Regions from separate parts of the Homo sapiens genome. Here region 1 is linked to region 2. Evidence: chromatin contacts called from ENCODE Hi-C or POLR2A ChIA-PET data. All regions are on one chromosome and are shown on one strand. The core of a region is the stretch at or near the end of the contact, and the rest is flanking DNA. Distances in the headings are between cores, read along the strand shown. Region 1 overlaps TIAM1 (TIAM Rac1 associated GEF 1). Region 2 has its middle 43 kb from the start of SCAF4.

The links. A loop is a pair of places that touch in the nucleus more often than their neighbours do. ChIA-PET counts read pairs that join two places held with the same protein, here RNA polymerase II (POLR2A). Pooled maps may share reads with other maps.
Region 1: a map with no recorded cell type shows a loop between it and region 2 (19-fold over the local background). The contact joins two enhancer-like sites. A Hi-C loop is called at or near these places in 4 of 37 single-sample maps with no recorded cell type and 4 of 50 pooled maps. POLR2A ChIA-PET finds 5 or more read pairs at or near these places in 1 of 52 experiments (H1).

The regions. Positions count from the first base shown.
Region 1 is chr21:31,324,359-31,330,467 of GRCh38, reverse strand. The region is part of intron 2 of TIAM1 (TIAM Rac1 associated GEF 1); the gene reads left to right. Among named protein-coding and RNA genes, the nearest start is that of TIAM1, 17 kb to the left of the region's middle. RefSeq lists a silencer at 868-1,068. Within about 2 kb of position 3,432, at least 3 of the 41 ENCODE cell types and tissues checked have a DNase peak (open chromatin) inside an H3K27ac peak, as active enhancers do.
Region 2 is chr21:31,771,242-31,778,054 of GRCh38, reverse strand. No RefSeq gene overlaps it. Among named protein-coding and RNA genes, the nearest start is that of SCAF4, 43 kb to the right of the region's middle. RefSeq lists an enhancer at 4,942-5,231. Within about 2 kb of position 5,299, at least 3 of the 41 ENCODE cell types and tissues checked have a DNase peak (open chromatin) inside an H3K27ac peak, as active enhancers do.

The sequences.
Region 1 (6,109 bases), core at 2,183-4,682, 450 kb after region 2:
AACTCTGTCCCCCAAAAAAGAAAAACAAAAACAAACAAAAAATACAAAGAACCATGCAAAAAACCAAAAACAACTCTGCACACGGATGTTTATGGCAGGTTTATTGGAAACTTGGAAACGACCAAGATGCCCTTCAGTAAGTGAATGTATAAACTGTGGTACATCCAGATAATGGAATATTATTCAGCACTGAAAAGAAATGAGCTAGTCATGAAAGAACATGGAAGAACCATCAAGGTGGTTGCCAGGGGCTAGGGAGGAGAGAGGGATGAACAGGCAGGGCACACAGGACTGGTGCTCCCAGGGTGGTGAAACTACTCTGTATGAGACTGTGATGGTAGATACATGTCATTATACATTCATCCAAAGCCATGGAATCTACAGCTCCAAGACTGAACCCTAATGTGAACTATGGACTTTGGGTAATAATGATGTGTCAATATATGTTTATTGATTGCAACAAACAGACCATTCTGTTGAAAGATCTTGGTAGTCGGGAGGCTGTGCGTGTGGGGCAGGAGGTATATGGGAAATCTCTGTGCTTTCTGCGTAATTTTGCTGTGAACCTTAAACTGCTCTATAAAATGGTATTATGAAACAGCAACAACATTCAAACCAAATTGAGGAGACACAGCACTGCATTCTACTCATGACATCTAGTAAAGTGTCTTTTGACCTATAGTACTTCTTGAAGTTCTTTGCAGCCTGTCGGCTTGGGCAGCAGTCACTGGGCAGCAGGGGAGAATCCCTCATCAAGCAGGAGGCTCTGATACTCTAAGAATGGGATTTTCCCTGGCGGCTTCATAGCTGTGAAAGCACTGACTTCATGTTCCTGTTTTCTTCCTTCTGGCCATGTGCTGCGCTGTGGACACTAAGGATGCATTTTCTGGTGAGCTGATTCATATGGTAGATGCCGTGTTAGCCACACTTTCCTGCATCAAGGGTGGTTACGGACAGCAGGGATTTGGTCGTATTTGAATGTACTGTGACCTGGGGACCAGAAATGCTCAAATCCTGCCTCAGTCTTATCACCCTTCCCACAAGGAGTCGTCAGGACTGTGTGCACAGGCACCTTAGCACGAAAGTGAGCAGTTACGAGGATTTTTCTGGGAGCCGACCTCAGCGTTTCTTCTTGCGGGTTGTCTTTGACTTTTGAAGTCAGCATCTGTGTGTTCACTGCGTTCACGTGCTCAGTTGCAGGTAGTAAGGAGACAATAGGGCAGAAGGCTGGGAAGCATCCTTACCCTCAGGGAACTGACATTCTGGATACAGACAATATCAAGAGATGTTGTCCCTGCGTATTTGTGGGGGGTTCGTTCCAGGACATCCCCTCCCTGCCCTGAGGACACCAAAATCCATAGATGCTTAATCTCTTTTGGAAAATGGCATAGCATTTGCATATAATTTAGGCACATCCTTCCACACATTTGAAATCATCTCCGGATACCTAAAACAAAATAAATGCTAGGTAATAGTTGTTATACTGTATTGTTTAGGGAATGATGACAAGAAAAAATGTCTGGGCTGGGTATGGTAGCTCACACCTGTAATTCCAGCACTTTGGGAGGCCAAGGCAGGAATATCACTTGAGCCTGGGAGTTCGAGACCAGTCTGAGCAACATAGCGAGACCCCATCTCTACAAAAAATAGAAAAATTCACCACAGGTTATCACTCATAAGTGGGAGCTGATCAATGAGAACACATGGACACAGGGAGGGGAGCATCACACACCTGGGCCTGTCGGGGGGTGGGGGTCAAGGGGAGGGAGAGCATTAGGACAAATACCTAATGCATGCGGGCCTTAAAACCTAGATGACGGGTTGATCGGTGCAGCAAACCACCATGGCACATGTATACCTGTGTAACCAACCTGCACGTTCTGCACATGTATCCCAGAACTTAGAGCAAAATAAAAAAAAAAAATAATAATAAGCCAGTCGTGGTGCCGTGTGCCTGTGTTCCCAGCTACTCAGGAGGCTGAGGTGGGAGGATCATGTGAGCCTAGGAAGCTGAGGCTGCAGTGAGCCGTGATTGTGCTGCTGCTTTCCAGCCTGGGCGACAGAGTGACACCTTGTCTCAAAAAATAAAATAAAATATGTACGTGTTAAGTACAGGCACAATCATTTCTTGATTTATTTTGAATATTTTTGATCTACGGTTGGTTGAGTCCACAGATATGGAAGCCATGGATACTGAACCCGTGGATAGGGAATGGCGACTGTAGTTACAACATGTACCATGTGGGAAGGTGATTGTTACAGTGGAGGCCCTTGAAGCAAGGAAGTGTTGGGTGTTTGAGCTTTTGAACATAGGGGAGTTAGGAAGGCCCCACTGCATGGGTGACATTGGAGCCAAGATGGCAAGGGGTTGAGGAAGCGAGCCCTGTGCTGACAGAGGGAGCATCGAGGCAGAGGGCAGAGGGCTGGGCTGGGCATGTTGGAAGTTTGGGTGGAAAGAGCAAAGTGGGAGAGCCAAGGAGATGAAGACAGAGGAGGGTCGTCAGGGCAGGGTCTGCGGGACTGCTGGTGAGATGGGAAGCCTTTGAGGGTTGTGGATAGGACTAGGGAGACACGATCTGGTTTAGGTCCATAGGTTCTCCCTGACAGCTGCGTTGGGAGGAGACTACGCACCATTTCATGTGGACCATGGTTCTCAGTAAGCCTGTGTTTGGGCATCGATTAGACTTTCTTATTGCTCACACAGTCTGGATCCTACTGGTGCAGGGTGATGGTGGGGTGGTCTTTATTTTTGCAATTTCTCTAGGCACAAATCTTTTTTCTTCTTTTCTGTTTTCTTTTCTTTCCTTTTTTTTTTTTTTTTTTTGAGATGGCGGCGTTTCACTCTGTTGCCCAGGCTGGAGTGCAGTGGCACATCTCAGCTCACTGCAACCTCTGCCTCTCCTGGGTTCAAGCGATTCTCATGCCTCAGCCTCCCAAGTAGCTGGGATCACAGGTGTGCATCACCACACCAGGCTAATTTTTTCTATTTTTAGTAGAGATGGGTTTTGCTATGTTGGCCAGATTGGTCTCGAACTCCTGACCTCAAATGATCTGCCCACCTCAGCCTCCCAAAGTGTTGAGATTACAGGCATGAGCCACTGCGCCCAGCCCACAGATCTCTTTCTTTATAGAAGATGAAGAAAGGGACTTTTTATCCTATAAGGGTACTTAGCTGATGAATTCTAGAATGAGTTCAAGCGTGGCTAAAAAATGCTTGAAGATAATTTCGGGTTCTCTGCAGCCCAGTGTTTCATTTACCTTCCAAACAGAAAGCTCCTCCTCCCTGCACATGCTCTGTGTTGCCCCCTTGCCTTGCCTGTGAGCAGATTCGACCGTCTTTTCCATTGATCACTTCCCTTTTTGGCTCAGGCTGCTCCTCTGGGGTTTTAGTTCTGAAATAAGTGAACCATTTGTCATATCTGCTTCCTTCTCACTGGAGCCGCATGTTAAATCGCGGCCGGAACACATCTGTCAGATCTCTGAGCTTTTCAAAAATGCAAACCTGAACGTTTTGGCATATGACCCTGTTAGCCTGTTTTAAGTGGCGTGTGGTAAACTTGCCCACAGATGTTAGTATACCCGTCTACTTTGAACAAAATAATAATAACTTTCACATCTGGTCCTCTTTTCATCTAGGGATCTTAAAACCCCAAGTGCACATTAGTTAAACCTCACATCACTGGAAGGTAGGGAAGGGATGGAGGGCAATCGCTTTAATCACCACTGCAAGAAACTTAGGGGGATTGCCCCTGGGTAACAAATGCCTTTCATCTAGCATCTTAAATACTTCCCGAGTATTACCTGGTGGGAAGTGTATGATCACGCACATCTGCAGGGCGTGGGGAATACCCTGAGATACTAGGGACTTGCCCTATCTTTTTGTTGTTGTCATTGCAGAAGCCTTCTTTCTTTCCAGTTCATGGGCTTTTACCACTTAATATGGATTATTTGGAGTCTGATGGTGTGCACTGAAGGATGGTATTGTTAACTGGTAAAGCTGTTTGGTTTTCTTTCTATCTTTTTAGTTTGGGATACAGATAGGCAGGAAGTTCCTTTGAAAATTTCAGCTGCCTTCCAAGCTGGTCACTGGGGATTCTCCATGAATGCCATAGTACTCCCCTTCCCTCTAAGAGTCTCTTCCCAGAAAGTCTCTCAGGTGAGCTGGGACAACAGGAAGACAGGAGAGGACCATAACTTTGATCAGAGGACAGAGTGGCAGCTGCTCAACTCCATTCCTAGAGAATGGGGCATTCTATAAGAAAAATGGAACAGAACAAAACCAAACAAAATCAGGACATGTCATTAATAGGTGAGGAATTCAGTGGCTCACCTGCGGGAGGGGAGTTGGGGTCTCGCTGGGGTCAGGGTGTTCAGATGCACAGCAGTTTTGCTCCAGGGGGACTCTGCCTGACAGTGGAAAAGCAGAGGCCTCAGCAGGGTCTGGAGGGTCTGGAGGGCGTGAGAAACACGGTTGGTTTGCAAAGGGATGCTCTTCTTCAATTTTAAATGTAATGTCTTTAGCTCCATTTTAAACAATTTCTAAATGCCAGTGTGTAGTATATCTACTGCTTTTATTCGCAGTTGCATGTGAAAGTAAACAGTAAAGGGGAAAAATATTGAAAAGTGTGGGTTCTTCAATGCCCCCTCCGTGTGACACCTCTTAACTCACTGATGGCTGGTTTCTTTCCAGCTTTTTGACTTAAAAGGTAGAAATGTATCTATATTTCCCCAGATACATGATGAATATTTATGTTATTTTAGATGAACCTTCTTCTGTATACATTCTTTTTTTTTTTTTTTGAGTCAGAGTCTTGCTCTGTCGCCCAGGCTGGAGTGCAGTGGTGCCATCTTGGCTCACTGCAACCTCTGCATCCCGGGTTCAAGTGTTTCTCATGCCTCAGCTTCCCGAGTAGCTGGGATTACAGGTGAGCGCCACTACACCTGGCTAATTATTTTATTTTTAGTAAAGACAGGGTTTTGCCGTGTTGGCCAGGCTGGTCTCGAACTCCTGACCTCAAGTGATCCACCTGCCTCGGCATCCCAAAGTGCTGGGATTATAGGCATGAGCCACTGCACCTGGCCCCTTCTGAGTAAATTCTAAAAACATACTCTATGAGAATGTATCTTTCCATGATTCTTCTCTAGTAGTATGAAACTAAAAACTAATTTTTTTTTTTTTTTGAGACAGGGCCTCCCTCTGTCACCCAGGCTAGAGTGCAGTGGCATGATTGATCACAGCTTACCGCACCTCCACCTCCTAGGCTCAAGTGGTCTTCCTACCTCTGCCTCCTGAGTAGGTGGGACTACGGCTGCACACCACCATTCCTGGCTAATTTTTGTATTTTTTTTTTGTAGAGATGGGGTCTTGCCATGTTGTCCAGGCTGGTCTCGAACTCCTGGGCTCAAGTGATCTGCCTGCCTCGGCCTCCCAAAGTGCTGGGATTACAGGTGTGAGCCACCGTGCCTGGCCTGTAAAAAAATACTTCTGTTCTTTCCTTTGGTTATTACAGTGTTGGTGTACTCATTGTTTACCCTTGTGGTCCTACTGAGGGATGCTGGTATGGAGTAGGTATTCACCATTTCCCTGTACTTTGGGGGCAGTACAGGGAAACATTACCAAAATATTTCTTAAACATTTTTGAAATACTTAAAGAAATGATTTTGTTGTTTGGAAACCAAATCAAGCCAAAATCTTTGTCTCCAGCCTGAATGTCACATATTCTAGTTGGGCAGTTAATCTCTTTGCTTTTGGCAATGTTAGGGGCCCTGTGGATGGAATCCTAGAATTCAGAGGTAGGCTAGAGGCAGCTGTCTGAAAGGTTACAGGCAGAAAAGATGGCTGAGAGCAGCACTGTGGGAATAAAAATCACTAGCTCCATCACTTACAGGCTGTGTGGCCTTGGATAAGTTGCCTGAGTTCTCTGTGCTTTGGATTCTTCATTTATAAATGGGGACAAGTACTTTCCTGATAGAATTGTCAGAAAATTAAGAAACTTCTTCAGCGTCTGACTTACAGTAGGTCCTCTACAAGTGTCAATTACTATTACTGTTGTTATCACCATCATGGACAGCATCCCTCTGCCCATAAGCAGGCACCAAATAAAATTTT
Region 2 (6,813 bases), core at 4,050-6,549:
GACTTAGGACTTTCAGAGTCTCATAGTGAGCTTGAGGAACACAGCTGACTCTGCACCGAATTATGTTCCCTGGTCACACAATGACTTCTGCTCACTCCTCAAAGTCTTCCTGAAAGTTGGGGCACTGTGGTAAGCAGACTAATGGCTCCAAAAATACGGATGCCCTAATCCTCAGAGCCTGTGAATATTTTCCCTTACACTGCAAATGGGATTTTGCAGACGTGATTAAGTGAAGGATGTTAAGATGGGGAGATTATCCCAGATTATCCAGGTGGCCCAAGCTAATCCCATGAGTTTTTAAAGAAAGATGGCAGCATCAGGAATTGACTGGTCATTGCTGGCTTTGAAACCAGAGAAACGGGCCAGGAGCCAAGGTCCCCAGGAGGCCTCCAGACACTGGAAAAAGCAAAGAAGCAGAGCCTCTCCTGGAACCTCCTGGAAGGAACACAGGCCAGCCGACCCTTTGATTTTAGCCCCTGGAGGCCTGTGTCAGACTTCTGGCCTCCAGAATTGTCAGATAATAAATTGGTATTGTTTTAAGCCACGACATTTGTGGTAATTTGTTACAGTGGCAATAGAAGATGAATACAAGGAATAAGAACAGAGGAATGAATTATATTTTTGCACTGAGCATAAATTTGGTAGACATAGGAAAATCTTAGAGGGTATAAAGAAATGAAGTTGAAGAAGTGTATTAGTCAGGGTTCTCAAGAGGGACAGAACTAATAGGTTAAATGTATATATAAAAGGGGAGTTTATTCAGGAGCATTGACTCACTTGATCACAAGATGAGGCCCCACAATAGGCTGCCTGCAAGCTAAAGAGCAAGAAAGCCAGTCCTAGTCCCAAAACTGAAGCACCTGGAGTCTGATGTTTGAGGGCAGGAAGCATCCAGCATGGGAGAAAGATGGAGGCCAGAAGACTCAGCAAGCCTAGTCTCCCCACATTCTTCTGCCTGCTTTTATTCCAGCCATGCTGGCAGCTGAGTAGATTGTGCCCACCCAGATTAAGAGTGGGTCTGCCTTTCCCAGTCCACTGACTCAAATGTTGATCTCCTTTGACAACACCCTCACAGACACACCCAGGAATAATACTTTCCATCCTTCAATCCAGTCAAGTTGACATTCAATATTAACCATCACGAGAAGGAAGATTTTTTCCCCTCACATTAGAAATCCAAGGAGGGGGGAGAGCAAATAGAGCACAATATTCAATATTTCACCAATCCAAAATCTTTTCCGCACATATACTGTGTGTGTGTGTGTGTGTGTGTGTGTGTGTGTGTGTGTGTGTGTGTATTCTGCATGCCTTTTTCTTTTGTTTTGTTTTTTTGTTTGTTTTCTGAAACAGGATCTCACTCTGTCACCCAAGCTGGAGTACAGTGGTGCAATCATAGCTTATTGCAGCCTCTAACTCCTAGGCTCAAGTGATTCTTAGAACATCTTAGAAGATCTAATCGCTGATGACCATTGTAATTTTCTGAGAGTGGGTTTTACTTTTCAATGTTTGCTCCATTTATCTGACTGTGGCACTCCCATTTTTTAAACGGAGGATCTTGTGGTTGTGATGTTTTGTGGCATATACTTGAGAAAGACCATTCTGATCAAAGAGAACCAGGCACGTGCGAGTATGGGTGGGAAAGGTGGGAATGTGCATGAAATAGTAAGAGGAAAGGCAAAGCCAGAGAGGAAGGGAAAGCTAGAGGGAAAAAAATCAGCAATATTCCTACTCTTCCATCAGGCCATATAGGTTCCAATACTCTCTCTGCCATGAACTAACCACGTTAACTCGGATTGGTGACTTCACCTCTCTGGGCCTCAGCTTCCTCATGTATAAAATGTGGATAATAATAATGCCTGTCTTGTAGAGTTGTTAGGACTGAATATGGCAATACGACATAGAGCACGTAAGACAGTTCCTGGCACAATGTAATACTAGCATTGGCTGATGTTACAAGGCCAGAGCTGCCAGACTGGGAAGGGTCTTCCAGTTAGACAGAGGTGCTATGGGAAAAGGCAAGTTTTCCTAGAGGTGGTTTATTTGTGTATTTTTTCATTACAAAATATGTCATGCAAAGTAAAGAATACTTATGTATGCAGGTGTTTGTGTGTAGTCAGATGCAAGATTTGCAGGATAATAATAAAATGAATCCTTAGGGACCTATTACCCAGCTTAGGCAACTGAACATCACCAAAGAAGTAAACCCTTGCAGTCCCCTCCCTGGTCTCTGTCCCTCCCATCCCCTCAAAGGAAACCACTCAGTCTGATTTAGACACTCATCATTCTCTTGTTTATTTTGATAGTTTAACTGCATTTGTCTGTTCCCCACAGACACTGTTTAGTTCACCTATTTCCAAACCTTATATAAATAGGATCTTACTGTGCATATTTTTCCATGACTTTCCTTCTTCATTCAACTTTGTGTTCTAGAGATTCACCCACAGTGAGGTGTTGGCTCTGGTTCATTCATCTCCATTGTTCTCTAGCACCACTAGAGAACATATCATCTCCATTGTTCTCTAGCACCACTAGAGAACATATCTCATACTTTTTCATCTGATTAACGAAACTTTGGATTGATTTCCATATTTCTGCTCTAATAAAAATGCTGCCAGGATGTTCTTATGTGTGTTGTCTGTTGAGAACGTGCAAGGGCTTCTGGATGGCAGGGCGCCTCCAGCTTTCCTAGGTTCTCTGAAATTGTTTTCTGAAATGATCTAATGGACTCACTGTCCCCCTAGTTGTGTACACATGTTCCCTTTATTCATATTTCTTACTCTGGAAACTTCCAAAGGACTGACCAGATAAAAGCTAGGTTTAGGGAAGATCCATTAGGTGAGGGGAGGGGGGGTTAGAGGGGAGAAGCCCCTTACCAGGTAAGATGGACAAGAGGCCAGAGGACATCAACAGGTGCATCCCTACAGAGACCCGAGGGCCTAGCAAGACACGGCCTCCTTTTTGGGCAGAATTCCTACAGTTTCTCTTTTGTGTATGAGTTGGTATCCACCAATAGAATCCACAATCTTTGGAATGCACCCAACAGGATGCATGGCTTGCAAAAAAGCAAAGAGTTACATACTTGAAAATTCTAATGTATTTCCCTGTGTCTGGTAAAAGGATCTGGCCCCAGGAAAAGTACTGTGCATCTTCAAATCTAACCCTCTTTGTCTGTAAATTGGACATCATTATCTGCCTCCACAGAACTGTTGTGTGGCTTGGCAGATCATTAATGGTAATGGGTCCTTGGTCCCTGTAAAACCAGATGTAAATGCTGAGTGCTGCTTATAGTAGGAACAGGTTACGCATATAGTAGGGTGGAAGCACAATCCAACAGGACTAGCCTAAATGTTACTTTTCAGAGACAACTTGAATCTCACTAAATTTTAAACAGGTTAGTTTCGTATCAACAGGACTTTTCCCAAGCCATCAGTTTCCTTTGCCTCCTACACAACCAAGCAGGACTGCCCCAGGGGAGGAAGGCAGAAATCATGGACAAGTTTCCTGAGAGGCCACATCCGCCTGTTCAGGCCTTGCCACCTCACTGCATGAAGGGACACGGCCTCATGTGCATCAGCTGTCATATCTTGGGTTTCTTGGTATTCAAGAAATGCTTTCTTTTCTTTTCTTTCATTTTATTTATTGATTAATTGATTGATACAGTGTCTCTCTCTGTCACCCAGGCTGGAGTGTAGTGGCGCAATCTCAGCTCACTGTAGCCACTACCTTCCAGGATGAAGCCATCCTCCCACCCCAGCCTCCCAAGTAGCTGGGACTACAGACCCATGACATCACTCCTGGCTAATTCATAGAGATGGGGTGTCCTATATTGCCCAAGCTGGTCTTGAACTCCTGGGCTCAAGCAATCTGCCTACTTCAGCCTCCCAAAATGTTGGGATTAAAGATGTGAGCCACCATGCCTGGTGTAAGAAATGGATCTACCAAGTTCAGGCTATTTTGTAATAATTTTCATTGTGTATGTGTGGTTTTTGGTTTTGCTTTTTGCTTTTTGGGTTTGTTTTTTTTTTTTTTTGAGTCAGAGTCTTGCTCTGTTGCCCAGGCTGGAGTCCAGTGACACAATCATAACTCACTGCAACCTCAAACTCCTGGGCTCAAGCAATTCTCCCACCTCAGCCTCCCAAGTAGCTAGGACTACAAGTGTGCACCACCATGCCCAGCTAATTTTTAAATTTTTTTGTAGAAGTTGAGGGGTGGGGGGTTGGGGGGGGGCTCTCACTGTGTTGCTCAGGCTCGTCTTGAACTTCTGGCCTCAAGCAATCCTCCTGCCTTAGCCTCCTGAAGCCCTGAGATAACAAGCATGAGCCACCACACCTGGCTAATTTTTAGTTGTTTAGACTGTCTTGTCCTCAAGGCAACAATCTATTGCAGCTGATTCACGAGGCTCACACCTTTGTAAGTTTTGTGATAATAACTGAGGGCCAGGTTGCAGCCTGAGGCTTCTTGGGTCTGGCTTCCTGTCCTTTCCACAGGTCCTAGGTGCCTCTCCCACCATGCACAAGGCCCTGATCCAGTCCTAGGACAGTTGGCTAAAGAGCCTGTCAGCTAATGCTCAGCCTTTTCCAGCTGTTTACCCCATTTTTCTCATGTGTTGACTAACACTTCCTGCCCCCAAAACCTGTCAGCTCCAAGATGTACTCCACAATCGTTCTGTCTCCCATCTGTCCATCTGGGGCCCAGGGGACACAGCAAGAGTCTCAAAAGGCCCATTTGCATCTCACCCACATCAGTAGAGCAAAAAGGGGGCATTGCTGTAATAAAGAAATAATTGAAGGTAGAAAGTGCTAAAGCAAAAGGGGAAAGGAAGATTATCCAAATGCAACTAAATATAGATTCTACTGTGGGTCATGTTGCTGAGGTGCAGACATTTACAGCAGGTGTTCAGTTTTGCTTAACGCAAGACTCTTTGCAATCATTTTTAAGTAGTACAGTGAAAGGGCCCTTAGGGAAAGAGCTCCCCTTGTTCTCACTTTGCAGATGTAGAGGCCTGAGAAGCAGGGAGGTGAAGTAGTTCACCCACGATCCCACAGCTGCTAAGTGCCAGGGCTAGGACTCCATCCCAGGGCTTGGGACAGTCAAACAGGGCCTCTTTCAACAAGCCCGTATTGTCTCTCAGCAAAGATCTATAAAAAGCTGGATGATAATAAAATAAGCTTATGCAACACTTTTGCCTAATGCAAATTAAGAAATTGATTTCAGGAACAGAAACTTGGGTAGGGTTTGCCCACATACAAACAACACTAAAGAGAAAGTTGACTACTTAAAATAGAAGACACTGTTCTCTCATGTGACTGAAAGGATTATTTCTATTCTGAAAAACTGAGAGGTTGCCTGTCATAAAGTCGTGTCCTCAAATTCAGAAACTTTAAAGTTTAATGCGGCCCAACGCATTGACTCACACCTGTAATTCCAACACTGGGAGTCCAAGGTGGGAGCTTGAGCCCAGAAGTTCGAGACCAGCCTAGGCAACATGGCAAGACACCGTCTCTACAAAAAAAATTTTTTTTAATTAGCTAGGCGTGGTGGCACATGCCTGTAGCCCAAGCTACTTGGGAGGCTAAGGCAGGAGGACCCCTTGAGCCCAAAAAGTCAAGGTTGCAGTAAGCCATGATCACACCACTGCAACCCAGCATGGGTGACAGAGTGAGACCCTGTCTCAAAAATTAAAGTTTAAAAATAAAGTTTTTTAAATAAAAAAAAAAAGTCTGGCCAGGAGCGGTGGCTCACACGTATAATCCTAGCACTTTGCGAGGCCGTGGTGGATGGATCACTTGAGCTTAGGAGTTCAAGACTAGCCTGAGTAACATGGCGAGACCCCATCTCTACAAAAAAATACAAAAAAAATTAGCCAGGCATGGTGGCACACACCTGTAGTCCCAGCTACTCAGGAGGCTGAGTTGGGAGGATCTGACCTCTTGAGTCCTGGAGGTCTAGGCTGCAGTGAGCCAAGATTGCACCACTGCAGTCCAGCCTGGGTGACAAAGTGAGACCCTGTATCAAAAAATATATATACATATATATATAAATGTTTAAAAGCCTAATGTAAGTGTCTCCAGTATACTGTAAGTAAAGTGACTTGTGTTTGTGAATTTAATCACTTGCAAAACACATAGTCATTCTCTCACTTGTCTTTACAATAACTCTGTGAGGAGCTGAGCATCAATCAGTGTCATCATTATCTCCATTCCACAAATAAGGAGATGGCGGCTCAGAGAAACTAAATGAATTCTCAATATCATGCAGCTGAACCTTGAACCTCAGGCTGCTGAATTCTTTTTATAAGGTATGGTAGAAGGGAATTCAAGCTCGAAGTCAGGAAGACGGATATGAGTCCTGACTTGGCCACTTACTTGGTCTCTGTCATTGAACAACTTATTTACCGCACAGAGCCTCAGCTGATGCATCTGTAAAATAGGGAGAATCACACCTGTGTGGTAGCTTTTATGAGTATTCAATGAAGCAATGTATGAAAAGCATCAAGGTCAGTGCCTGGCACAAACCAGGTTCTCAGACAAGTAATCCTTGCTATTGCTGATATATACAGCTTCTATTATACTATTTTGCAGCTTTTCCAGCTAGTCACGGCACAATACATGACTTAAAGACACAAAAGGGAGACTTCCTTTCCTCTGATCTCACTCCCTGATTCACTGGCCTGGCTTCTTATAAAGAAAGGTCTTGGCCTGGTTTAAGCAGAAATTCATTTACCAAAAGAATTAGTTGATGAAGGCCAGGCGCGGTGGTTCACGCCTGTAATCCCAGCACTTTGTGAGGCCGAGGCAGGCAGATCATGAGGTC